7 separate regions of the Homo sapiens genome follow, and regions 1, 2, 3, 5, 6 and 7 are each linked to region 4. Evidence: chromatin contacts called from ENCODE Hi-C data. All regions are on one chromosome and are shown on one strand. The core of a region is the stretch at or near the end of the contact, and the rest is flanking DNA. Distances in the headings are between cores, read along the strand shown.

Region 1 (3,713 bases), core at 881-3,380, 7.5 Mb after region 4:
TAAACACTATATTCCTGATCTTACTTTGCCATGATGTTGGAGTTAGATTTAAAGTTTATTTCTCTCTAGATTCTGAAATGATTTCTTACGGGTCTCTACAAATCCACTATGGAATAAAGGAGAGAATAAAATAGAGAAAAAGTCACCTGGGCATTGATCATTTTCTTCTGTTGTGGGAAATGGCCAGCACCTGGGATACTCTGTCTTTGTCTCCTCTGGATCTGCCTTAAATTTCTATTTAGAAACTTCAGTCACCAGTGAAGGGTGTCCACAGAAATCATATCTAGGTCCTGGAATCTTCCTCTTTCTTCATTTACTTCTTGTCTCTTCCCAGGGTAGCCAGGACCTGTGGACTGAAGAGCAAAACAACTTTCAGGGGTACATTCACCTTAACACGTGGCCCTGAATATTTGTCTCTTTATTTGGTTCTCTCAAACCAAGGAAACACAAGACCCTCAATGTAGGCCAAATGCCTTTCTTCGGTGAAGTGTGGAAGTAACATGAAGATGAAAGGGGAGGTCACAAAGGAGAATCCACATAGCATCATGCCTAAGCAGTAGGTAATTCTCATATCAGTTTTTTAAATCAGGCCATATGGATGGTGAGAAACTACATTTTTTCCTTTATACAATGTTACTCTCACACCTCTTTAAAAGTCTTTATATATATTTAAAAGTGTTTATATACGGCCAGGCATGATGGCTTACACCTGTAATCCCAGCACTTTGGGAGGCCGAGATGGGCAGATCACCTGAGGTCAGGAGTTCGAGACCAGCCTTGTCAACATGGTGAAACACTGTCTCTACTAAAAATAGAAAAAATTAGCCAGGCATGGTGGCAGGCACCTGTAATCCCAGCTACTCGGAGACTGAGGCAGGAGAATGGCTTGAACGCAGGAGGCGAAGTTTGCAGTGAGCCCAGCCATTGCACTCAAGCCTGGGCGACAAAAGCAAGACTCCATCTCAAAAAAAAAAAAAAAATGTTTATATACACACTTCAATATGAAGAACAAGAAACACATAGAAAAAAAGAGGGAGACAGAGAAAAGGAATACGAGTTATAAATACAAATTTAGAAAACAATTCAAAAATATAAATACTGGGAAAATAGCCGCCTTTATATACTAACATACAAAACCTGAAACACCCATAAAAATATGCAGTACATTTGCAAGAGGAAGGATAAAAATAGGCTCTTGTTAATTTGTGCGCAGTAATTTAAAAACATAATGTTAAATAGAAAGCCTATTCATCCGCCCCCCTTCACCCCCAAAAAACTTTCATTTTCTGCAGGTTCAAGAGCATGGGTTGTTGTGGAAAGCCAGAGGATTAGAAAACTCATTGTGGAGGAGGTACTCGGACCTGAAACTTTTAGGAAATGTTAACGTTCATCAAGTCTGTTCCAGCCAAAGTTTGAGCTCAACACACACACACACACACACACACACACACACACACACACACACACACACACACAAAACCAGCCAGGGCTCTTGTGAAAAGACTTCGGCTTTCACTTGTCTCTAGACAAAAGACCACCACCCCGCCAGATAAAATAGGAAAACCTGGAATAGACACACACGTACACTGGATTCCCTTAATGATTCATCAATCACTAAGCCTCAGATTAATCCAGAATGTGAAACAGAAGTCACATTCGTTGACAAAAGCCACCCCATCGATTCTCAATCACTGAGCCCCACTGGGGAGTGACCCGCGAGGACCACAATCCCTGACCTCAGTACTCTTGGTCGTTGATCTATTCAGGCCTTTAATCACTGACCACCAGAGCCTCCATGAGGGACCCCAAAGATATCCTATCACAGACACCCACCAGGGACTCCTACCAGCTCCCCTCCAAAAGGAAACACCCGCCCCCGCCTCCCCCAACCCCCGCGCTACCTCCACCATATAGCGCCACCAACAACGCAGACGCCCTCAGAAAGCTCCCTCCCACCACGTTTCCACGCCCTGACCCACACACTGACCTGACTCTCCTTGGAATCGCCGCGACCTCTTAAAAGCTGAACTTACTTCCCTAAACTTCTTCCACTTCTGGGCCCCTCGCCCAACTCCCTCCCCCTCTAAACCTCCAGAGACGGTCAGCCGCGTTTCCATGGAGAGCGGAATGCGGCCTTCCGGCTTTTCCTCAGGAGGAGACGCGTCCGCGCCGGCGTCGCCTCGCCGCTCTGGGGGCGGCCATCTTTGAGTACGTGACGTACAGAAGGCACAGCGGCCGGGAGACGCGGTGGACGGAGGCCTCTTAAACTGTCCGATTTCCAGACACCTCAGCCCTGGCAGAAAATGGAGAGCTTATCAGAGGCTTGAGTTCACACAGGCAGACACGGCGTGGGGGTAAAGTCCTCTGAACAGACACGGAACAGAAATAAGTTAGTCTTCTCCTCGCAGGGGACAGTGAACGGCGCAAACTTCTCAAAGGCCAGAACCCATTATTACCACAAAGGCGCGGCATCCCTTCTTAGCGGTTATGATGGCTGTGACGTCTCAGCTCAATGGAAAATTAAAGTCACCTCTGGGCACCTCAGTCACTATTGTAAATGCGAAGCGTTTTAGAAGCCGTATAAAAACTGAAGCAAGAGAGACTAGAACAAAAAATAAGCGAGCGGTGCGTTGCAGGTAACGGAGCCAGAGCCCTTAGGGGAGAGCATCATGGGGGCGGCCATCTTAGGGGACGTTCGGTGTCCGTACGGCAGAACATATTCTCTCTGAGAAGCTTGCGGTGGAACTGGCCCATGGAAATGTCTTTAGAAGAGAAGAACCACCTGGCTCTGTTCTTGACTCTGGAAAAGAATCCTTTTCTAGAATTATTTAGGTTGTTGCCAGATTAATTTCCTTTAGAGAGTTTCCTTGCCCCCACGACTTCCTATCTTTAAAGCCAACAATAGTATGTGAAATCCCTTTCATATTTGAAACCACTGACTATTGCTGCTGCATCTCTCCGGTTTCTCCTATTCTTAAGTGCTTGGGCAATCCAGAATAATCTCCCAATGCTAAAGTCAGCTGATTAATAAACTTAATTACAATGCAGAGTCCTTTTTGCCATGTAACATAACCATGGGAATTACTCTGGGGTTGTAGATCTGGCTATGATATGATGACACTAATGAATATTTTGCAATAAAAACATACTATTTTAAAATATATATATACATATATCTTTATATATGTATATTTCTACAGAATTATTACAAGTTATGTCTTATGATGGTTTCTTATAAGAAGCAAGGAGGAAAAGGTCCTTAACATTTTCAATTGTGTTTTTTTTAATAATAAAGCATGCATTCTAATTTACAAAAACCACAATAAAGGTACTTTCATCATGTCAGTCTTGAGGCTGAACAACACTTAACATTCTTTTTCCTTTTACCTGTCTGCCTTCTCCCTTCCCCTACACTCTCTATACCCCACCCTCCAGGCTCTCTGTTCCATCATCTTATGCGTATGGCCCCTTTCCCCTGTGCCCTCTTATTACTTCCATCTATCACGCAGACACACACTGTCACTCCCCTAAACACTCTAGTGTTAAACAATTGCTGCTGATTGTTTTTTGACAAGTGCCCTATGGGTAGGAGTGTTCACATAAATAAAGTCAAGCCAAATAGAGAAATACTATGAGAATAGACCTATTCAGCAGGCTGCAAAGCAGGCTTAGTAGTGAACATTCTGTGGGGATGGAGGCTTTTGGGTGTTTCA
Region 2 (3,469 bases), core at 30-2,529, 7.5 Mb after region 4:
CAATTGGAACCAGCAAGATTGGCTAAGACCAACAAGGCCTTACTAAGAAACTGGGATTTGGGTCGCCTTGCCACAGGGATGAATACTTCACGAAATGGAGATTCTGTTAAGAAAGTGTGAATATAAGGCGGGCAAGCAACACTCACTATATATTAAGAAGTGAAGGCCGGGCGCGGTGGCTCACGCCTGTAATCCCAGCACTTTGGAAAGCCAAGGTGGGCGGATCACCTGAGGTCAGGAGTTCGAGACCAACCTGCCCAACGTGGTAAAACCCTGTCTCTACTAAAAATACAAAAACTAGCCGGGCGTGGTGGCGTGGGCCTGTAGTCCCAGCTACTCAGGAGGCTGAGGCAGGAGAATCGCTTGAACCCGGGAGGCGGAGATTGCAGTGAGCCGAGATCGCGCCATTGCACTCCAGTCTGGGAGACAAAAGTGAAACTCCGTCTCAAAAAATAAAAAAAATAAATAAAAAATAAAAGAAGTGAATGCAGAGGTTGGCAACATTTTCGATTTTGCCGGCCACGAGGTCTCTGTCACAACAACTCAACCGCTGCCTTTGCAGCCATAGACAATATATAATCGGAGGGTATGACTGAACTTGACCCCCCGATCTGTAAATAGCCACCCCAAGGATCAGAAGAGTAGATATATGGTTTCGAACTAATGCTGGGGGCTGTGTCGCCTTTTGCCCCAGTAACCGAGGTTCGAACCTCAACCCAGGACCCAGGGCTCCAAAGTCTCGAAAGCTTCAGCCCTCACAAGCCTTTGTACCACAGACACTGGCCCCATGCCTCTTACTCATCCGAACCACGGACCAGACACTCTACAGCGATGGACATCCTCCCAGACTCCAACATCACTGAGTTCCAAATTAAATCCTGAACCCGAAGCAGACGCCGCATCGATCCTAATCGCCACCTCCATCCTTTACAAGCAGAGTGATCCATACCTTGACAGTTAGGACACGGCCGTTGATCACTACAGACCCTTAGTCACTGTACTCACACCAAAGGCACGCGGACCACAGACAGGGGGATCACAGACTCCCACCAGGTACCTCCCAAATGCCTATACCCCGGCGCTCCCCAGTCTTCCTGCCAAAAACTATGTGGTCCAGGGTACACCACGTCCTCAGATCTCCCAAACCTTCCACTGAGACAAAACCTGAACTAGGACAAAAAACTTTCAGGGACAAAACCACACACTGACCTCTATTTTCTCCAGATACACAAGAAGGGCCTCAACGTTACACTTCCGTAAACTGCTCCTACTTCTGGAGTCCTCGCACGGGTTTATGGTCCACCTACGGCGGCCGAGGAGAACCTAAAATGTTTAAAAGAGCAAGGACAAGCGCATTTACGGCATTTCCTACTCTGTAAAATGGCCGCGCCCATAGCCGTGGCTCCTGACGGCAGCCATGTTTGAAAATTGGACGCACAGAAGGCAGTGGCAGGTTTTTGAGCCAGGAGCCAGGGAAGAAGAGAAGTCACTGAAATCGCCTCGTTTCCTGGCACTTAAAGTCTTGCGAAAGGGGGCAGATTTTCAGAGACTCAGGCTTTATCAGGCAAATATGGGGCAAGCTAAATTGCCTTTAGCGCTTTTCCATCCACTTTGTTAAATTTAAAAAAAAAGGTTTTGAAAAAGACAAGTAACAGTGCAGCCAGGTGTAGGTATCCCAGAGAATGAATTGGAAATGGAAAAGGTAACAGATCAGGTAGAAAGGGAAAAGGCAACACATCAGGTAGGCAGACACCCACGGGAAAGCGTCTGGCGAAAATTAGCTTGCAGGAAGCGGTTTTTAAGAACAGAAAAATAGCAGGTATTCGGGGGGGCGGGTGGTGAAGAAAGAAAAAAATTATAATTTTTTTTGAGACGGAGTCTTGCTCTGTCGCCAGGCTGGAGTGCAGTGGCGAGATCTGGGCTCACTGCAACCTCTGCCTCCCTGGTTCAAGCGATTCTCCTGCCTTAGCCTCCCAAGTAGCTGGGACTACAGGCACGCGCCACCACGCCCAGCTAATTTTTGTATTTTTAGTAGAGACTGGCTTTCACCATGTTGGCCAAGATGATCTCGACCTCCTGACCTCGTGATCTGCCTGTCTCGGCCTCCCAAAGTGCTGGGATTACAGGTGTGAGCCACCGCGCCTGGCCTCGAAAAAATGATTATTATTTACAAAAAAGAAGAAGAAGAAGGAGGAAGAGGAGGAGGAGAAGGAAGAGAAAAGAGGAGAAAAGAAGAGAAAAGAGGAGAGGAGAGGAGAGAAAAGAGATTTTGAGAATGAATTACGATGTGAGCCTGGCCACGACAGACTAAAGGAATTGGGCCTCCTAGAAAGGCCACTTTTAGTAAAGGTGCCAATGGGAAGAGCAGAGCCAGAATTGAGAGTATAAAAATATTGTTAAGAGTTTTTGACAAAAGTGCCAAGACAATTCAATAAGAATAGTCTTTTCAACAAGCGGCACTGGGATAATTGGATATCCACATCCAGAAAAATGAGTTAGGACCCTCAAACCATACACAAAAGTTAACTCAAAATAGATCATAGATCTAAGTTTAAGAGAAAGTATAAAACTTAGAGAAGGAAAAGGGAGATAATCCTCATGGACGTGAGTTAATTCTGAGAGGAGAGTAAAGGATGACCCACAAAACAAAATAAAATTAATAAAGTGGACTTGATTTTTTTTTAAGTTTGTGCTTCTAAACACAACATTTAAGAAAGTGAAGTGGGGCACGGTGGCTCACACCTGTAATCCCAGCACTTTGGGAGGCCGAGGCAGGCGGATCATCTGAGGTCAGGAGTTCCAGACCAGCCTGGCCAACAAAGCGAAACCAGTCTCTACTAAAAATACAAAAATTACCCGGACGCGGTGGCGCGCGCCTGTAATCCCAGCTACTCGGGAGCCTGAGGCAGGAGAATCGCTTGAATCCGGGAGGCGGAGGTTGCAGTAAGCCGAGATCGCGCCACTGCACCCCAGCCTGGGCGACAGAGCAAGACTCCTCGGTAAAGACACCACTTCGTCACCCTGAATTACTCTGATTTTTATGGGTACAATGAGAATAGTGGACCTAGGAAGAAAAAGTTTTTAAATAGAAACCTTCAGGACAGATTTGGACTTGAAAGACTGACAGGAAGTGTTTCCAGCATCCAGTTAGTCTCAAAGCAACCACTAACCTTCAACTGCACACCTGAAAGCCTCCAGCCTCATTACATTCTCAAACACAGACAAGCCCCGTCTTCCTCTAAATAAAATTGCCTTCAAATTCAATTTAAAACTTACCACAGAGGCACTCCTTTGACACTCCTCCCCCTAGACCTTTCATTCACGCCACTCCTCTTCCTAGCTCGGGCTTCTCTGTATCTGAGCCCCATATTAAATTGCAAATCTGAGCAAAAAACAGCATTCACTGAGACACACTTTCCCCAGTTTTCTATTACTGAGACTCATGAAAAGTGAACATATAGACCTCAAG
Region 3 (3,749 bases), core at 453-2,952, 7.5 Mb before region 4:
TCACCATGTTGGCCAGGATGGTCTCGATCTCCTGACCTTGTGATCTGCCTGCCTCGGCCTCCCAAAGTGCTAGGATTACAGGCGCGAGCCACTGCGCCTGACCTATTTATAACTTTTTTTTTTTTTTGAGATGAAGTCTCACTGTCACCAGGCTGGAGTGCAGTGGTACAGTCTCGGCTCACTGCAACCTCCGCCTCCCAGATTCAAGGTATTCTCTTAGCCTCCTGAGTAGCTGGGACTACAGGTGCGCGCCACCACACCCAGGTAAATTTTGTATTTTTAGTAGAGACAGGGTTTCACCATGTTGGCCAGGATGGTCTTGATCTCTTGACCTCGTGATCCGCCCGCCTTGGCCTCCCAAAGTGCTGGGATTACAGGTGTGAGCCACCGTGCCCAGCCTATAACATTTTTAAATACAGTATTTATTTTAAAAAATTGGTTTATTTTAGTAGCACTTTTAGTAACACAAAAGTGCTTTTATTTTAGTAGCACTTTTAGTAACACAAAAGTGCTACTAAAATTGGTTTATTTTAGTGGCACTTTTCCAGGTCCTAAAGTATTTCTCGAACATACTTCTGTCATTAAATATCCTTCTGCAACTTAATCCTCAAATAATGACGTTGCAGCCCACTATATTGGTTTTCCGTTATTTCCGCTGCAGACCCAACTATCCCTCATCCTTCTCCAGTCCCTTCGGCATCCTGAGCCTGTGACTGCGCCCCTTCAGTCTCTCCTAGGCCACATCCCCAAACCTCTAGGACAGGTCGTTTCCCAGACACCCTCCAGGCCAGCCTGTGGCCCGGCCCGAGCAGAAATTAGTGACTTAAATGTTGAGATGCCAGAAGACCTGGACTGGGGCATGAATTCCCAGCCCAAACTTAGCCACCCGGCTTTATCGGGATTGTGGCCCAGGTCAGTGAAGCCCCAGGTCCGGGCCGACTCCTAATTCGTGGCGTGGCCGGGAGTCGCCCTCTCCTGATCCACCCCAGAGCGCGGCTCCCTGTGGAGGGTACCCTGGGTGGTCCGCTCCCTGGCTTTTTACAGCACTTGTGAGAGGCCTTTGGGCACACACACAAACCCCACTCCCTGACCCTCCGTTTGGGGCGAGGGCGGCTGCAGCCGGGTTAACTTCGCGGACTCTGGAAGCCCTGGCGGCGGGCCCGGCCGCCCCTTCCCGGGTTTGCGGCTACATTTTTCTGAAGCCTCCACGGCCCCACAGCCTTTTTCTAGCCGTCAGCGGCCAACTATTGCTGCCTGGGCCTGTGTGTTTGCCCAGTTCCTGGGAGGGTGCTCGGGTGCAGCTGGGCAGTCTGGCCTCGGCTTCACTGGAGGCGGGGAACTGGACATGACTGTGAGCGCCAGTGACCGTGGTGCGGTCCAGGCCCCGGGTGGCGCACCCACCTCTGGACTACATTTCCCAGGGGGCCCCGCGGCCAACCTTTTCCGGCCGAAGAAGGCTAGTCACCTTTCCTTGGCGGGTGTTGGAAAGCAAAGGGCTGGAACGTCCCGGGCTGCGGAGCTCGCTGGGTTGGGATGGACTCGTTCAGACCTGAGTGCTAGGACGCCGAAGGGGGCGGTGAGGCGTCCCGGCGAGGAGCTGGGGTCGTCTGGAGTTTAAAAGACAGGTGGCTCTCGGAGATGTGCGGGCTGCATGCCCACGCTTCACCGCTAGGGGAGGTCAGGGCTGTGCGATGGGGAAGGAAGAGAGTGTCGGGGCGGTGCAGTCGGGATGGGAGAAGGGTGTCAGGGCCACTGGCCCCCAGCTCGGCAGAGGGCAGTGTCGGGCCGCGCGCAGGCAGGGAGTGGGTGTGGTGTGAGGCTGGCGCTGGAGCGGTCTGGGAATGTTAGGAGGTCTAGGGTATCGCGGCCCTGCGTCCTCTTGTCTGGACTAAAAGTCCGGGCAGTTCTCCCCGGACCTGGATTGTGGGCCCAGCGACAGGTGCTTGGCGATCTGTGCCCGCTGTGCCTGCGGGGCTGTGGTGGGAGTCCTGTCTGCACGGTATTCTGTGTGGCTGTGCATGTAAGTGTGAGCGTGTGCCGGGTCATCGACCCCATCTTTGGGAGGCCTGGGAGGGGGCGGGACACCCTCGCTGTACATTCTGGGGATACGCTGGGCGGGGTCTGCCCTGTGGATGGGTCCTGGCCGTCTACGCAAACCCCAACTGAGACTAGTCAGTAGGTAGTGAATCTCTGTGAATGGCCTTCCCTCCATCGGGTCTATCTCTGGTGTGTGTTGAGGGTGGAAATGGTTCTAGAGTTTGGGGCTGGGAAGTCCCTGCTATATCCACTTCTCTGTTCTTTCACCCAGTAGCCACCAGGGATCTAGACCCATAAAGGTGCCCCCAGCCTAAAGGACAGCAGTTTGAGACCCTGACAGGTGGGTCCATTTAAGCTGTGTCTTGGCGCCACAGACTTTTGGGCTCAGTGTAAGACGCTAGGCCTGAAAGTTTCCCAAGTTAGGCTGTTATGGAGGAAGAGGGCTACGGTCTGGGGGGCTCTCCCAGGACTTCTCTCTGGGCTCCTAAGGTCACCTGCATTTCTTTGTGAGGATGACAGAGAGCGGTGGCGTTGCAGCTTCTTTGGTCTCCCTTTCAGTGCCTGGGGTGGGGCAGGAGTTTGGCCTCCCAAGGGGTTCAGGGAGGGATTCAGGATGGCTTCTTAACGTTTTTCCACATCTTTCTTTAAGAACCCAGAAGAGGAGAGAACTGCTGTGCGTCTGAAGTGATGGCGGAGGTAAGTTGCATTTGACATTTTCTTGGAAAGGACTTACTGGTTTTCAGGACAGTGTCCTATTTCAGAAATTTATCTAAAATATTTACATTCATGATTTGGACAAAGGGGAAGAGGGGAGGAAACTGCATTTATGTAGCATTTTCCTAAAGCAGCCTAGGGCTGTCTATTTTGCAAACATTGTCTCATCTGATCTAGAATTTCCACTTCCCTGGATTTTATTCATGCTCACAACAGTGTTGACAGAGAACATGCCTCAGTGATTTGGCAGGGAAATTGAACAACAGAATTAGCTTTTTCAGTCTCACTGATTTCTGCATTGTCCCCTCCATGATCATATGCAATAGCCTTTTTGCTTACCAATTTTTTTTTTTTTTTTTTGAGACAGAGTCTCGTTCTGTTGCCCAGGCTGGAGTGCAGTGGTGTGATCTCAGCTCACTGCAACCTCCGCCTCCTCGGTTCTAGTGATTCTTCTGCCTCAGCCTCCTGAGTAGCCGAGATTACAGGCACACACCACCACGCCCAGCTAATTTTTGTATTTTTAGTAGAGACGGGGTTTTGCCATCTTGCCCAGGCTGATCTCGAACTCCTTAACTCAGGCAATCCACCTGCCTCGGCCTCCCAAAGTGCTGGGATTACAGGCGAGAGCCATCTTGCACGGCCCGCTTATCAATTTCTTTCTTTCTTTCTTTTTTTTTTTTTTGAGACCGAGTTTCCTCTGTTGCCCAGGCTGGAGTGCAATGGCACAATCTCGGCTCACTGCAACCTCCGCCTCCCAGGTTCAAGCGATTCTACTGCCTCAGCCTCCTGAGTAGCCGGGATTACAGGCACGTGCCACCACGCCCGGCTAATTTTTTGTATTTTTAGTAGAGATGGGGTTTCACTGTGTTGGCCAGGATGGTCTCGATCTCCTGACCTCGTGATCCGCCCGCCTAGGCCTCCCAATGGAGCCTTGCTCTGTCGCCAGTTAGGAGTGCAGTGGTGTTATCTCAGCTCACTGCAACCTCCGCCTCCCAGGT
Region 4 (3,715 bases), core at 706-3,205:
GCTGTGATCAGGGTTCCAATCACACAAAGACCCCAGCACCCTCTGTCTAAAACTCATCTCCGGCCTCCTGTTTCCCAACCAAACACCGGTGTGTGTGCACAAGGGGTGCCTGACACAGTCCCGCCCCTCTGCAGCTGCTCCCCCCCACACACCTGGGCATCCTCAGGCAGAATCAGGGTCCTAGGACTGCCCATGCCTCCCCAATCTGCCCAAATGCCAGCACACGTGCAGAGTGTTGCTGGAGCAGCCCCGTGCCTCCTAAGACCAGATCCAAACTGGAGCCCCCAGGCCTCTATTCCACAGCCACTGCACACGGGCCACCCACCTAGACTCCCTCCTACTGATACAGCCACAGAGCAGGTTCGTGCTCACAATCTGCATCCAGGACCTGGCTCCTCTGCCCGTCTGGGGGCACACCATGCTCCTGAGTCAACAATCTACATCCCTCACCCTGTGTCTCAACCTGCCTGGGACATCTCAGGTACCCACAGCCTCTGTGTAGGTTCTGGGGTCAACTGCCCCACTATTTGCCCGCAGCCAGGACACTACAACAACTAAACAGTAGCTTGAGCATACAGCTCCATAATCAGCCCCAGGACTTGGGCACTCGCCAGCGTGGGGGTTCTCGAGCCTACGATACAGCAGCTCAATGGGAACTGGGCCCTTTGTCCTTCTCTTGCCCAATCATGACGGCCTGGGTGTTGTGCAGTCAGCTCTTCCCGGGACCAAATCTGCAGCACAGGCTCTGTCCCTCTACTAACCTGCACATTCTCACGCCTGCAAATAGCGTACCCAAGTAAAGGTCTCAGCAACACCTGCTTCATAACGATGCTGGCAACATACTGCTTCCTCCCCAGCTACCAATTTGATGGCAGCTGTTGCAGCTCTGTCCTTCCTGGACTTAAATTCTGTATCTCCAACCCGGAGTCTCTGCCCATCTTGAATGCTCTAGAGCTCTGCACTATCCTACATAGGTCCCTACTATCAGTTCAAGTTTCTGTTTTCCATTCAGACACCCCCAGGACGTGCAGGGGGCCCTCTGCCCAGAACCTGTTTCTAGGCCCTGATACCCTCCTTCAGCCTGGGAGTTTGCTGCCCATGGGTAATTCCCACCAAGGGTTCACTAGCAACACTGCCTCTTCTGGCACAAGAATCTGCAACTCCAATCTGGTCTCTCCACCAACCACAGCGCCCCCAGACCTTGGAGAAGCGCGTTGTCTGCTCTAGGGGCCCAGAGCCACCTGCTCGGAATCTTACCTACAACCTTTTGCTTCCTACCCAAATACCTGATCAAGAGTAAAGGGACAGTGGCACAGCCCCTCCTCTCCAGAAACCACAATCTGCAATGGAGCACTCCATCAACCCGGACATCCTCAGGCCTCCACTAAATAAGCCCGGCATTGGAGGAGGGGAGTTCTCAAGATGTCCCCTTACATCAATGCATGTGCCCTGTGTTCCAGCAACCTGGGCATCCTCAGGCCCCAGACAAGAGCACCACCTGACCAAGCACCCGCGCATGCACGCAGAGGACAGTCGCGGAATATACAGCTGTATCAGTAACTCCATCAACCCCGGTGACCCGAGGCTAAAGCGCCACCCGCACAGATACCAGGTCTCCCCGCTACACTCACCACCGCTTCCAGCTTCCCGCGTAGACCCTGCGCATGCGCGCATCGGACACCAAGCGCTGCCCCACGCCCCTACCAACCTGGGCGTCCGCTGGCCCGCAGCCCAGGCTGGGCCTGTCACCGCCTCAGTGCCTAGCACGGCTCTGCGGCAGGACGAACTCGGGTTAGGCAACCCCCTGCCCCGATTCTGCAACACGGCCGACTCGGGTTAAGCTAGTTCGGTCCCCTCTCCTAGTCAGCATCCGCAAGGCCGCTGGGGGTTAAGTCTGAAGGGCCGAGCTGCTCGGCGACAGCAAGCGTCCGCGCGCGGGACAATGGCTGCTCTTGTGGCCGAACCCGGAAGTGCACTTGGGCTCGGAGAGCCAGAACTACAATTCCCAGAAGCCTCCGCGGCGCGGACGGTCAGTAGGCGGGGTTCCGGCTTCTCCAAGGAAGTGGGGCGGGGGACCGGGCCAGAAGCTAAGAGGGCGTCCTCGTCCGGGGCCCGGGGGGGCGCCACACCTGTGCATGTGCAGGTCTAGGGGGAGCACTAAGACCAGCCGCGGCGCCGGGAGGCCGAGGCCAGTGCAGCGACGCATGGGGAGTCGCTCTGGCGTGACGTCAGAATCCAATAGAAATGGCGGGGACCCTTTCTGGGTGCCCCCTGCCTGTCAGACGCTGCGCGCGACCCCTTGTCTCCTCTAGTCCTAGGGGAAACCTGTGAGACAGTTGCGACATCCCCATTTTACAGTGGAGGGAGCGTCTACCGAACCCTTCAGGAATCTATGTTTTTACATTTAATAATACTAAAATATAATCATTTTATTTTTAAATTTTGAGTTCTTTCTCTGCCTATAAGGCCTGAAGGATCTGTTCCCCCCACCTCTCCCCTTTTCTCTGTTTTTGTTTTGTTTTGTTTTGTTGTTTTGAGACGGAATTTCGCTCTTGTCGCCCAGGCTGGAGGGCAATAGCGCGATCTCGGCTCACTGCAACCTCCACCTCCCGGATTCAAGCGATTCTCCTGCCTCAGCCTCCTGAATAGCTGGGATTACAGGCGCCAGCCACCACGCCCGGCTAATTTTTGTATTTTTAGTAGAGACGGGGTTTCACCACGTTGGCCAGGTTAGTCTCCAACTCCTGACCTCAGGTGATCCGCCCTCGGCCTCCCAAAGTGCTGGGATTACAGGCGTAGTCCCCTTTTCTCTTTGCCCTCATTTCTTGCCCATTTGCTTGGCACATTTTCCCCATTCTCCAACAGATCCAGCAGACTCCAGCCCCTGGTCGTTTGCAGGTGCTCTTTGCACTCCCTAGCAGCCTCTCCTGAGGGATTCATTTGGCTCTCACCGTCTGGTAATTAGGGGAATATCATCTTCTCATGAGGCATTGCCCCACCACCCGTTGTGAACTTGCAAGCAAACGCTTCCCTCCCCACATGCTCTGTGCCTCCCCCTTCATCTTTTATTTTTTTCTCTAAAGAACTTTTCACTATCTAGCACACTATATATTTTAATTATTTATTTGGTCTACTGTCCGACCTACCACTACGATGTCAATTCCATAAGGAAAAGCATTTTATCGATGTTGATCACTGCTGCATCCCCAACACCTAAAAAAAAAAAAAAGAGAGAGACCTGGCACATAATAGATGCTCAATAAATATTCGTTGGCTAAATAAAGGTTCCTGTCTCTGTATTAAACACTTTAATATTTCATTACCAAGCCCAATCAGCCTATGAGGTAGTTGTGTTAATTTTCATCCTACCAGGGAGGTAGCTGAAAATTGGAGCCCTGCTGTATGAAAATACATAATTTTTTAGTTTTTAAAATGCTTGTCAAAGCACTCCTGTAGTTTTCTTCACGTAAATTCTGACCTTTAAAAACAATGAATTATTACTATTTGAAATGTAATCTCTATCCCCAAAGCTTCTTATTATTGGTTATTGTGGTTGATCTTTTAAAAAATACTTATTTTGTATCTGGTTAACCTACTGCAATGTTATTAATTCTTACAATACTCCAGTTGACTCTCTTGGCTTTTCTATTGAGACAGTTATCTACAATTTCATCTTTTCCTTACCAGTATTTTAAATTAGACATTCTCTTTCATG
Region 5 (3,505 bases), core at 240-2,739, 7.8 Mb before region 4:
AAACATCCTGAAAAATATTCTTAAGTTTGTCTTTGAATACAGACAAAAGGACATAAATATCTTTTAGTAAGAAGTTGCAGAGGCCGGGCGCGGTGGCTCACGCCTGTAATCCCAACACTTTGGGAGGCAGATGCGGGCGGATCACGAGGTCAGGGGCTCAAGACCAGCCTGGCCAACATGGTGAAATCCCGTCTCTACTAAAAATACAAAAATTAGCTGGGTGTGGTGGCGGATGCCTGTAATCCCAGCTACTCGTGAGGCTGAGGCAGGAGAACTGCTTAAAACCCGAAGGCGGAGGTTGCAGTGAGCCGAGATCGCGCCACCGCACTCCAGCCACGGTGAAAGAGAGAAACTTCGTCTCAAAAAAAAAAAAAAAAAAAGGAAGTTGCAGAACAATGTGTATTGTGGCCAAATCTCAGAAAAAAAAAATCAAACACATAGGTACATAAGCATACTACATATGTGGTGTTTTTCTGAGGCTGTAATGATAAATGCGGGGTAGCAATGTGATTTTCGCTTGTGTTGTGTGTGTAAATCTACAGCTAACTCCTCAAGTAGTCAGGAAAGGATGAGAGATGGATGAATGACAGATCTCTGGAGTGGGGCGTCCTGAGCCTTAGATGTGTGCACAGGAGCGGGGTGAGGTGAATGTGCGTGTGTCTGTGTGTGAGAGACCAGAGTTGACTGAGAGGAGTGGAAGCTCTCTGCCTGATCGTGTGAGCCTGAGGATAACGTGAATGTTTTTTTGTTTTTTTTTTTTTGAGACAGTTTCGTTTCACTCTTGTTGCCCAGGTTGGAGTGCAATGGCGCGATCTCGGCTCACAGCAACCTCCGCCTCCCGGGTTCAAGCGATTCTCCTGCCTCAGCCTCCCAAGGAGCTGGAATTACAGACATGCACCACCATACCCGGCTAATTTTGTATTTTTAGTAGAGGTGGGGTTTCTCCACGTTGGCCAGGCTGGTATCGAACTCCCGACATCAGGGCATCCACCCGCTTCGGGCTCCCAAAATGCTGGGATTACAGGGGTGAGCCACCGCTCCCGGCCTGTAAATGTGCTTTTTCTTTCACGTAAATAAATGAGATTTACACAAATAGCCATTCACAATCATGGTCACAGTCACCTACAAACCCCATTTACACAAATGATCAGGCACACAATCACACTGTCACTAAAGCACACCCACGCACCAGGTCGCTGTCCCAACAGTAACACACAGCCCAAAGAGAAACCCTACTTCCTCACGCATTCAAAACACACCCACCTAAGGGCTGATCCCGCACTCAGAGGCCTAAAACTATAGACATTCCCTTCCGCGGCACTGGTGAGCCAGGATTTCTTACCTTCAGCATTCTCAGGGAAGGCTCTGGTCCAAGCTCTGATTCGGATTCCAAGCGAAGCCACACGCCCAGCTCTTCCTTCTCCACCGGCCCGGGACATCCTTACCTGCCTCTACCCGGAGACCATTCCTGCGAGGCTCCTACCGGAAGTAGCTGTGGACAGCAGTGTCCTCTGGGAAATGCAGTCCGAGGGGAGAGCGCCTGGGGTGGAGCGGGTGTGTTCCGCCGGGCTCCGGGATGCACTTGCGCAGTTTCACCCGAGGCTGGAGTGACGCCAACCTGTTAATGTTCGTTTTCGGATTCTGGACTTCGGGTTCCGCTGAGGACGGATTTCGGAATAGGCACAGTGGCTGCCCCGAACCCCTCAAGGCGGCCTCCGCGGGCTGTGGCTGAAGATAATTTTCGGCGGGCGCGGACTAACCCGGCTTCCCTTTGTGGAGTTGTGGTGAGAAAGGTGTTTTGTTGTGCGCGTGTCCGAAGGTGACTCCGGAGGAGAAGGTGGATATGAACTGACGGTGAGGGTGTAGCGCGTGAGATTTGTATGTGAAACGATTTAAAAAAAAATTTTTTTTTTGGCCGGGCGCGGTGGCTCACGCCAAGGCGGGCGGATCACCGAGACCAGCCTGACCAACATGGAGAAACCCCGTCTCTACTAAAAATACAAAATTAGCCGGGCGTGATGGCGCATGCCTGTAATCCCAGCTACTCGGGAGGCTGAGGCAGGAGAATCGCTTGAACCCGGGAGGCAGAGGTTGCGGTGAGCCGAGGTCGCGCCATTGCACTCCAGCCTGGGCGACAGAGCAACTCCTTCTCAAACAAACAAACAAAACTGTATGTCATATATTTGACTCCATTTATTTATTTATTTAGAGACAGAGTCTTCTTGCCCTGTTGCCCGGGCAAGAAAAAACAAACAACAACAACAACAAAAAACTGTACGTCATATATTTCACTCAACTTTTTTTTTTTCTTTTTTTTTTTTTGAGACGGAGTCTCGCTGTCGCCCAGGCTGGAGTGCAGTGGCGCAATCTCGGCTCACTGCAAGCTCCGCCTCCCGGGTTCACGCCATTCTCCTGCCTCAGCCTCCCGAGTAGCTGGGACTACAGGCGCCCGCCACCTCGCCCGGCTAATTTTTTGTATTTTTAGTAGAGACGGGGTTTCATCGTGTTAGCCAGGATGGTCTCGATCTCCTGACCTCGTGATTCGCCCGCCTCGGCCTCCCAAAGTGCTGGATTACAGGCGTGAGCCACCGCGCCCGGCCTCTTTTTGAGACAGGGTCTTCATGCCCTGTTGCCCAGGCTGACTGCGGTGGCGCGATCCTAGCTCACTGCAGTCTCCACCTCCTCAGCTCCTCCCGCATCCACCTCCCAAAGTGCTGGGATAGCAGGCGTGAGCCACCGGGTCAGGCCAAAACGATTTATTTTATTTTTATTTTTTTGGTAAAGACAGGGTCTCGCTATGTTGCCCAGGCTGGTGGTCTCGAACTCCTGGGCTCAAGCGATCCTCCCGTCTCAGTGGCCAAAGTATTGGATGACAGGTGTGAGCCACCGCGCTGGGTGGTGAAACGGTTTTGAGGCTTTTTGAGAATGGCTGTTCTATATGCCCGCGTGGGGCTCATGCGGCGAGCGCCGCCACTCCCGCAGTGGCCCCTGTGGGGGTGATACGTGATGTGGCTTAAATGTGAGAGGCCACCTGGACCCGTGTGATTGCCACGTTTGCAGGAGCGCAGCCACGTGCACAGGGATCTTGTGACATTCTGTGTGAGGCTTTTTGCGCTGGGTCCACCCATGATTAGAGGACTAGTGTGACTGTGGCGGCCCCTGAGAAGGGAAGAAGCTGGTTGCGACCAGGAAGGTCTGAGATGGATGAATGACAGATCTCTGGACCAGGGCGTCCTGAACCTTAGATGTATGCATAGGAGCGGTGTGAGGTGACTGTGTATGTTTGTGTGTGAGAGTCCAGAGCCGACTTAGAGGAGTGGAAGCTGGCACATGTTATCTGCCAGAAGGGACAGATCCATGGTAAGGATTTTTAACCTTGCTGAGAGACCAGTAACTCCATCACCAAGTGTAATATGAGGAAATGGTGCTTGTTTGAGAACAAGTGATTCTGCTTGTGTCTGATTCTCATTCATGTATGTGAGATGGTTTGCACTTGAAACTGTCA
Region 6 (3,540 bases), core at 236-2,735, 7.9 Mb before region 4:
GAATGTTCTGGAAAAACTCCCTGCCCTTGTTGACATAGCCTCTCTGCATAAAACTCCTATCATATTCCCACTCCTAAATGTCTCCAAAGCCAACTTTGTCACTTACTGATTAATACCTACCATCTCCTATCTTGCTTTGTTTGCAAATCAAGTCTGTAAATAAGATCAAAGGTATCTAGTGTGCCATTCTACTTAATCACTCGTCTCCTCCTTAACAAATTACATTCTAAAAAAAAGTTTTAACTTCTCCTCCAGGAGTTGTATTTCTATACCATAAAAATCCTTTGGAAAAAAAGAAGCACATGGGAGAATTGAATGATTTACCTAATGCATATGTGAATATTCAATGAAAGGGAAATGGGCATTTGGAAAGGCAATGGAGGACAAGGGGACCCATCTCTACGGTCCTGTTGTTAATTGGGAAGAGAAAACCAAGGGACCAGGTAAATGAACAAAAAAAAAAACTAACCTTGAGTTGGCCATTAGTACCAATGCTGTCTTCCACTTCAGGGGGCCTTCACTTGCAGAACTACATAACCAAGAGGGAGAAAGGACTCATGACATCCTGGACTGGTTAAATAAGAACACAGTGTTCACCACCAGAAAAGCCCATCACACACAACAAACACACCCAGATCGAAGAGGGAAACTAGAATACTGTCGACTCCTCCCCACATCCGAGAAAAAGGTACGACCAATGCCTAGCAGTTTCTAGGGAACACAGCTCAGGAAATACTGTAGTTCTTTAATGTATAAATGGCCTCCAAACTCATGCAAGGGGAGTTATCCCAGGAATGAATACTACACCTATGCCCTCCCCTTCACGTCTTCCCAGGAAACTTCATTTATCTATCTTATCTATCTATCTATCTATCTATCTATTATCTATCATTTATCTATCTTCTATATATCATCTATGTAATCTATCTATATGCGTGTGTGTGTGTGTATAAGACCTCACGAAGAGATTCCATCACAGACATCACAGAGTCGGAAAAATGACGCTTTACCCAAAACAAACTCCTACAGGCTCACGGAAAAAAACGAACAAACAAACAAACAAAAAAAAACAAAAAAACACTTCTACCCCGTTCACACTTATAGTTGGTCACAACAGTGCTGTCACACGATCACGTCACCGTAGACCAGGGTCACACGATAGACCCCGCCCCTACTCACCGTCCTGAGTCCGATCAAACAGCACCCACGGCACACACTAGGGTCTCCGTCTCTCACACACACACACCACAATGACGTCGTAAACAATAGCACTAACCACCATCGTCCGCAGCTCCCGCGTACAGAGGCCTCAGGCTCCCGGCTCCACGTGGACCGACCTCGCCCGGCAGCGCGGGGCCACCTCACCGCGAGCTCCTCCCGCAGCCCGGCCCGGGTCACCTCGACTCGCCAGGCTTAACTCAATAACCACAACACCGGAAAAGGAAGCAAAGGTCGAAGTTCATCCGCGGCCCTGAGGCCTGTGGGAAACGTAGTCCAACAACGAAAGAGCCCTGAAGCTCAAGCGGAGCCCGCTGGCCGCAGGGGCCGCACCACGCCCCAGACCCTGGAGTTTCCGGGTGCGCAGACCCTTGCCATCAGCAGAGGCTGCCGCTGCGCGTCCCCTAGGCGCGGAAGAGGCGGCTGGTGGTCCCTGACGGCAAGGTGAAGTCGAGGCAGTAATCGGGAACCCAGGTTGGGAGGACAGAATGGGGAACAGGAAGCTGGGGCGAGGGTGGTCTTGGGGGAGGTGGGGGGCCGCGGAATTCTAGGTGGCCCCTGCCTCACCTCTGGAAAGAACCGGAAGCCCGGGCCGGGGAGGGTGAAGGGAGTCGCGGACCCGGCTGCTCAGCCGAGGAGGAAACCCGGACCCCAGGCTGAGGGAGGCCGAAGAAGGAACTGGAGGGCCGGGCTGGGAAGGCCTGAAGCGGGTACAGCCTTTAGGCTGGGGAGGGTCGAGGGGAGAACTCGGAGCCTGAGTCGGGCGAGGTTTTGCTCCACTCTGGCTTCTAAGTGTGGGGGCCTCAGGATGTGACCCGTGGTCGTAAACCTGAGGGTGACTTGGAGTTTTTGTCCGTTTTGCACCATGAGAAAGGCCCCAGATGGAATCTGGCAGGTAGCGGCGGTTCAGTGTGTGTGTGTCTGCCTTAGGGCGTGTTTTACACTGTTGACGAAAAGACTCAGACTCTAAAGTATTTGAAGAGACTTATTCTGAGCTAAATATGAGTGACCAATGGCCGGTGGCCCAGCCCTCAGGAGATCTTGAGAACCTGTGCCCAGGGTGGACGGGATATATGTGGTTTTATACCTTTTAGGGAAACATGAGACACCAATCAAATACATGTAAAATGTACATTGATTCCCTCCGGAAAGGCGGGACAGCTGGAAGGTGGCTGGCCTTCCAGGTCATAGGTAGATTCAAAGATTATTTGATTGGCAATGGGTTGAAAGAGTTATTGACGTAAGACTTAGGAATGTCTCCAGGTAGCACGCTTCACAGAGAATAGATTGTAAATGTTTCTTTTCAGACTTGGGGTCTTTTCTATCAGTAATTCCAAAATGGAGGAGGGTATAATGAAGCATGTCCGACCCGCCCACCCCCGCCTTTCCATCATGGCTTTACTAGTTTTTCAGGTTAGGAATGCCCTGGCCAAGAGGAGGGGTCCATTCAAGATGGTCTGGGTGTGCTTAGGATTTTATTTTTGGTTTACAACACCAGCACCACCGGAGTTTGCTGGTGTCCTTTCCAGTCAGTTTCAAAGCAGAGACAGCCATAGTTCTGATTTGTGTCACTGTAACTGTCAGTTCCGGAATTCCATATTTCTCCTTTAGTTTACCCTAATGTGTGTGAGATTTCATGTGTAGTTCATTTTTCTTTTTCTGAACAGCACTCCATTGTGCAAATATACCACAATTTGTGTAGTCATTTTTCTGTTGTTGAACATTTGGCATATTTACAGGTTTTATACATTACGAATAAAGCTGGCACGTTTCCATTTCTCCTGGGCAAATATTTAGAAGAAAAGTTGCTGGGTAATTGGTAAGTTTACATTTAACTTTCCAAGAAGCTGATAAGCCTTTTAGAATGATTAGTTGTGATTTGTGTGTGTGAGATTGTGTAACTGGAGTAAGTAGTTTCTGAGTTTGCTTTGCTATGTTTGTATGGAATTATAAGATGGGCTCAACAGGGTTGTGAATGTCATGTAGGATCCATAGGATTGTGGCTTTGTGGAGTAGGTAAGATCACAGGAAACTGAATGTGTCTGTGCTAATTGTTATTTATCATGGTTTTGTGTGTACATTCCATGATAACTGAAAATGGATCACTATGTAAGTGATGTTAATGACTGAAGAACTCTGTGTGTCTGGTGTATTTCATTTTGCTTGCAGAATTATGACAGTTTCTAATAACTAAAATATCACAAGCATTGGAAACTAGGAGGTAAAATTATAATTTCTAGATGACAGGGTTGCATTACCTGGAAACATCATACAAACTAAATCCAATATGTTGAAATGAGGACTCCATATGTAGCACAGAAG
Region 7 (3,860 bases), core at 277-2,776, 7.8 Mb before region 4:
TGAAATTTCTGGCCGTTGTTGCTCACTGGACCTCTCTCTCCAAGTGATCTTTAATGCGCAAGCAAGTTGCTCTTAGCCTTCAGTCATGGTGGTCTCAGGGCAGGAAAAGGGGAAGAGAAAAAGCTGCAAGACTTCCTGAAGCTTTGTCTCAGAAGTCTCACAATATCACTTCCACCACATTCTATTGGTCAAAGCACCTCACAAGGCCCTGCCTAATAGTAACCTAACCACTGACTAGCATTTCAGGAGGAGAAAAAATACTCCCTTGCTGAAAAACAAAATCAAAGAGAACAAAAATAGAAAATACAACAAAACTTCCTTGACCTTGGTTTTCAGATATGCTCAGCAATGGTTCCCTTTCCTCAGGGCTCTTAGAGAACCTCAAGGCAAGGGAGAAGGGGTAAGGAATCATGAGACATCAGACCTTTCTTGGAACCCAGATTGGCTAAATTGGAAAAAATTATTGCCACCACACGAGCTCTCATCATCTACCATAAACATACTCAGATGGAAGTAAAAGGGAGATGGGAGTACTGCTAACCCTTCTTAGTATTCAAGGGAAAGGCCAGGGTCACTGATATCCAGGACTGGGGACTTTCTCAAAATTCACGTTAAGTCTCCTGCGGAGACAGCTCTGGGAATGATGTGGATCACATGGAACCTGACCTCTGAGAGTTCCCAAGGGAGAGCCTCTGAGGAAGGAATCCTACTCCTAGGTTCTCCCCACGACGTCTTCCCAGAACTCTGCTTAAGGGACACTTACAACTCGAAAAGCCTCGTTCCGAAAACAGGTCTGTCCTTTTTCTGTTTGCAGATTTTATTCCACCACTCGATTATCCCTTCCCTTTTTGATGGCCATTTCACTGCAGCTGGGGTCTATACAGCTATAAAGCGGGAGAAAAAAGGAAGCTGGGAACTCAGAGATGCAGAGCCCAAGAAACAATCGAGTCTAAAACTGCCGCTTAGGTGGGCACTCCGCCAGGATCCCCTGTGTCAAACACCAGGCTGAGAACTGGGGACAGGTGTGCCCTGAGAAGACAACGCGGGCCATGCTTCATTGCAAGATGACTCTGCTTAACATAGGCATGGATCATAGTCCTCACAGGCACATTGGGGAGATCTTCGACAGACCCCTCAGTCCCAACATTAAACACAGCACTGCAGAAATGAAGCTTTACCCGTTACACACACAACACCACAGACCTAAAAGGCTCTTCCATCACACGGCCACAGCAGCACTGTCATGATGGAAGGTCTCAAACCCTACAGTGTCACACACCCGACAGCCGACCACGGCCACCCAAAGGTCCCGCATCCGAGCAGGGACAGGAACACAATCACGCACCTGTCGCAGCCTCCTCGCCGCGCACACCGCCGCCTTGTCCTGGCATCAAACACACACGCACAGGTGCATACACAGGCCCGAGCTACGGCCCTGCACACCCTGTCTGCGTCCCGGGAGCTCGGGGCTTCCTCACCGTGAGCGCCGCCCTCATCCCAGCCACGCACTATGAGAATTTGGAAGGGGAACCAGAGATCAAAGTTCGAAAACCGCCCGGGCGCCTGTGGGAAATGTAGTCCAAGGCCGGAAACGCCCGGATGTGGAGAAGGCGCGCGTAGCCGGTGGACAGCAGGAACGCGCCGCGGAGACACCTGGGAGGCATCGTCCGCGTGGGAGTGCGCATGCGCAGACGCCCGGCCGGCAACCGAAGGTGAGGCTGGTGGGTCCCGCGGGCGCGGAGAAGGCGGGTGACGGTGTGACCCGTAAGGAAGGCTGAGGAGGGAGGCGGGAGCCTGGGCTGGGGAAAGCAAGAAGGGAAGAGGAGCAACCTGGGACGAGGAGTTGGCTGGAGGAAAGTGCGAGTCCGGGCCTCAGAGAAGGCTGGGAGGGAAGCAGGAACCAGAGCGCGGGCCCGGGAGCACCTGAAGAAGGGAACCGGTTGCCCGAGGCGGGGGGTGAGCTCCCCAGTGGCAGGAATTTCGTCTGATTTTCGTCCCCTGGCTCCTGGAGCACGGCCTGGCACACAACAGGCGCTCCGTGTGTGTGTGTGTGGCTTTTCGTACCTGTCCTGTGTGTTGTGGTAGGGGAATGTGTTATTCTGTGTGACGTTGTGGAACCGGTTGTTTATGAAAGTGATAGGGTCCCTGCGTGTCTTAAGTTTTAATTTAAATTAGATGCGAGTCGATTTGTGTTTGAGCCTGTGTCCGACTCTGGAGAGGCGACAGTGAGGGCATTGTGAGTGAAAGGTTGTTACTTTTTGTAGAAGTTCTGTGAAATTGTGCACGACGTGGGGGCCTATGGGATTATGACTATGTAGTGGGTGATACAGCTATGAATATGCCTAATTTTAAAAGTATTTGGTGTACACGACCTATGATGACTGTGAATGTGGCACACTGTGTGACTTAGGTGGAGTGCTTGAGAAACCGAGTGTTGACTAAAGTATGCATTGTTTAGATTGATTTATGAGTATTGGGCATTTTATATATGCCTGTAGAATTTGACTCTGGTAATTAGACAAGTAAAATAAGTAGTGATTTTTTTTTTTTAATGGAGAGGAAGAGGCAAAATAATTTTCAGAGGGTAAGATTGGGCCCATGCGGGCCGGGCGCGGTGGCTCACGCCTGTAATCCCAGCACTTTGGAAGGCTGAGGCGGGCCGATCACGACGTCAGGAGATCGAGAACATCCTGGTTAACATGGTGAAACCCCGTCTCTACTAAAAATACAAAAAATTAACCGGGCGTGGTGGCGGGCGCCTGTAGTCCCAGCTACTTGGGAGGCTGAGTCAGGAGAATGGCGTGAACCCGGGAGGCGGAGCTTGCAGTGAGCCGAGATCGTGCCACTGCAATCCAGCCTGGGTGGCAGAGCAAGACTCCGTCTCAAAAAAAAAAAAAAGATTGGGCCCATGCGCGGTGGCTCACGCCTGCAATCCCAGCACTTTGGGAGGCTGGGGCGGACAGATCACCTGAGGTCAGGAGTTTGACCAGCATGGTGAAACCCCGTCTCTACTAAAAAATATAAAAATTAGCTGGGCATGATGGCGCATGCCTGTAGCCCCAGCTACTCGGGAGCTGAGGCAGGGGAATCGCTTGAACTCGGAGGTGGAAGTTGCAGTGAGCCAAGATCGCGCCACTGCACTCCAGCCTGGGCGACAGAACGAGACTCCGTCCCTTCCCTTCCAAAAAAGATCATTTATTGGGAAACCTGGTATTGACTGATGACTGATATGCTTAAATGAATAGAATACCACTGGGACCACACAGAAAAAAACTTTATCTCATAACTGCCACTCTCAAAATTCCTATTTGAGAGTGTGTGTGTGTGTGTGTGTGTGTGTGTGTGTGTGTGTATTTATTTTTTTTTTTGCTGGATGAATTTCTTCTGCTGGAAGCCTGAAATGTGAAAGGATACATGATTAGTTTCTTCTCTAATTCCCCAACCTTTATTTTGTCTCCTCTTTACTCCCTATAGGCAGTCTTTAGCTCTCATGGATTGGGAGCTGGGAAAGGAATGAGAAGACAGAAGTCAGAGACAAGAAGAGGCTAACATGACTGATACCACTATAATTTAGTGTAAGTCATCTCTTACCTTCCAAGAGAACCTGCTGCTTGGAACCTCCAGATACACTTCCCTTCTCATGGGCATAGCCTCTTCTCCAGCTGCTGCCCCAGTGCTTCCTCTGGGCATTCAGTGGCCCACCGACTCTGGTGGGTGGGTTTGTCCAGTCATTCCTCTTTGATAGGACCCAAGACAACCCAGACAGCCTCCACCCATGGGGTCTTCACCTAGTGCTAAGGTGAGAATTAGCCACCTCAGTCACTTTGCCCTCCCAAATCTTAGAAATATGTAAAATTTTT

The links. A loop is a pair of places that touch in the nucleus more often than their neighbours do. Pooled maps may share reads with other maps.
Region 1: a loop to region 4 is called in a pooled map, with 11 times the contacts of the local background. The contact joins the promoter of ZNF432 here to the promoter of ZNF180 in region 4. A Hi-C loop is called at or near these places in 2 of 50 pooled maps.
Region 2: a pooled map shows a loop between it and region 4 (23-fold over the local background). The contact joins the promoter of ZNF350 here to the promoter of ZNF180 in region 4. A Hi-C loop is called at or near these places in 4 of 50 pooled maps.
Region 3: a pooled map shows a loop between it and region 4 (30-fold over the local background). The contact joins the enhancer-like site here to the promoter of ZNF180 in region 4. A Hi-C loop is called at or near these places in 6 of 50 pooled maps.
Region 5: a pooled map shows a loop between it and region 4 (7-fold over the local background). The contact joins the promoter of ZNF461 here to the promoter of ZNF180 in region 4. A Hi-C loop is called at or near these places in 2 of 50 pooled maps.
Region 6: a loop to region 4 is called in a pooled map, with 17 times the contacts of the local background. The contact joins the promoter of ZNF529-AS1 here to the promoter of ZNF180 in region 4. A Hi-C loop is called at or near these places in 7 of 50 pooled maps.
Region 7: a loop to region 4 is called in a pooled map, with 8 times the contacts of the local background. The contact joins the promoter of ZNF567-DT here to the promoter of ZNF180 in region 4. A Hi-C loop is called at or near these places in 5 of 50 pooled maps.

Annotation. Positions count from the first base shown.
Region 1 is chr19:52,046,708-52,050,420 of GRCh38, forward strand. It overlaps ZNF432 (zinc finger protein 432), which reads right to left and starts at 2,131. Exons shown (of 5, transcript NM_014650.4): 1 at 1,988-2,131; 2 at 147-353. The coding sequence starts at 161. RefSeq lists an enhancer at 1,914-2,503.
Region 2 is chr19:51,985,561-51,989,029 of GRCh38, forward strand. It overlaps ZNF350 (zinc finger protein 350), which reads right to left and starts at 1,280. Exons shown (of 5, transcript NM_021632.4): 1 at 1,210-1,280. RefSeq lists enhancers at 745-1,620, 1,207-1,446.
Region 3 is chr19:36,971,734-36,975,482 of GRCh38, forward strand. It overlaps a transcript of ZNF568 not described here. Among named protein-coding and RNA genes, the nearest start is that of ZNF568, 57 kb to the left of the region's middle. Within about 2 kb of position 1,703, at least 32 of the 41 ENCODE cell types and tissues checked have a DNase peak (open chromatin) inside an H3K27ac peak, as active enhancers do.
Region 4 is chr19:44,498,567-44,502,281 of GRCh38, forward strand. ZNF180 (zinc finger protein 180) reads right to left here and starts at 1,956. Exons shown (of 5, transcript NM_001278509.3): 1 at 1,709-1,956. RefSeq lists enhancers at 1,226-1,724, 1,712-1,761, 1,725-2,225, 1,772-1,831, 1,842-2,051 and 2 more.
Region 5 is chr19:36,665,348-36,668,852 of GRCh38, forward strand. It overlaps ZNF461 (zinc finger protein 461), which reads right to left and starts at 1,490. Exons shown (of 6, transcript NM_153257.5): 1 at 1,343-1,490. It also overlaps a transcript of ZNF567 not described here. RefSeq lists an enhancer at 1,667-1,796.
Region 6 is chr19:36,571,864-36,575,403 of GRCh38, forward strand. It overlaps ZNF529-AS1 (ZNF529 antisense RNA 1), which reads left to right and starts at 1,486. Exons shown (of 5, transcript NR_173348.1): 1 at 1,486-1,692; 2 at 2,958-3,037. It overlaps ZNF529 (zinc finger protein 529), which reads right to left and starts at 1,429. Exons shown (of 5, transcript NM_020951.5): 1 at 1,277-1,429; 2 at 470-529. The coding sequence starts at 483. RefSeq lists an enhancer at 1,486-1,575.
Region 7 is chr19:36,685,923-36,689,782 of GRCh38, forward strand. ZNF567-DT (ZNF567 divergent transcript) reads right to left here and starts at 1,527. Exons shown (of 4, transcript NR_110708.1): 1 at 1,346-1,527; 2 at 764-884; 3 at 1-93. It overlaps ZNF567 (zinc finger protein 567), which reads left to right and starts at 1,690. Exons shown (of 6, transcript NM_001322917.1): 1 at 1,690-1,712; 2 at 3,475-3,575. RefSeq lists enhancers at 1,497-1,546, 2,107-2,746 and a silencer at 1,747-1,806.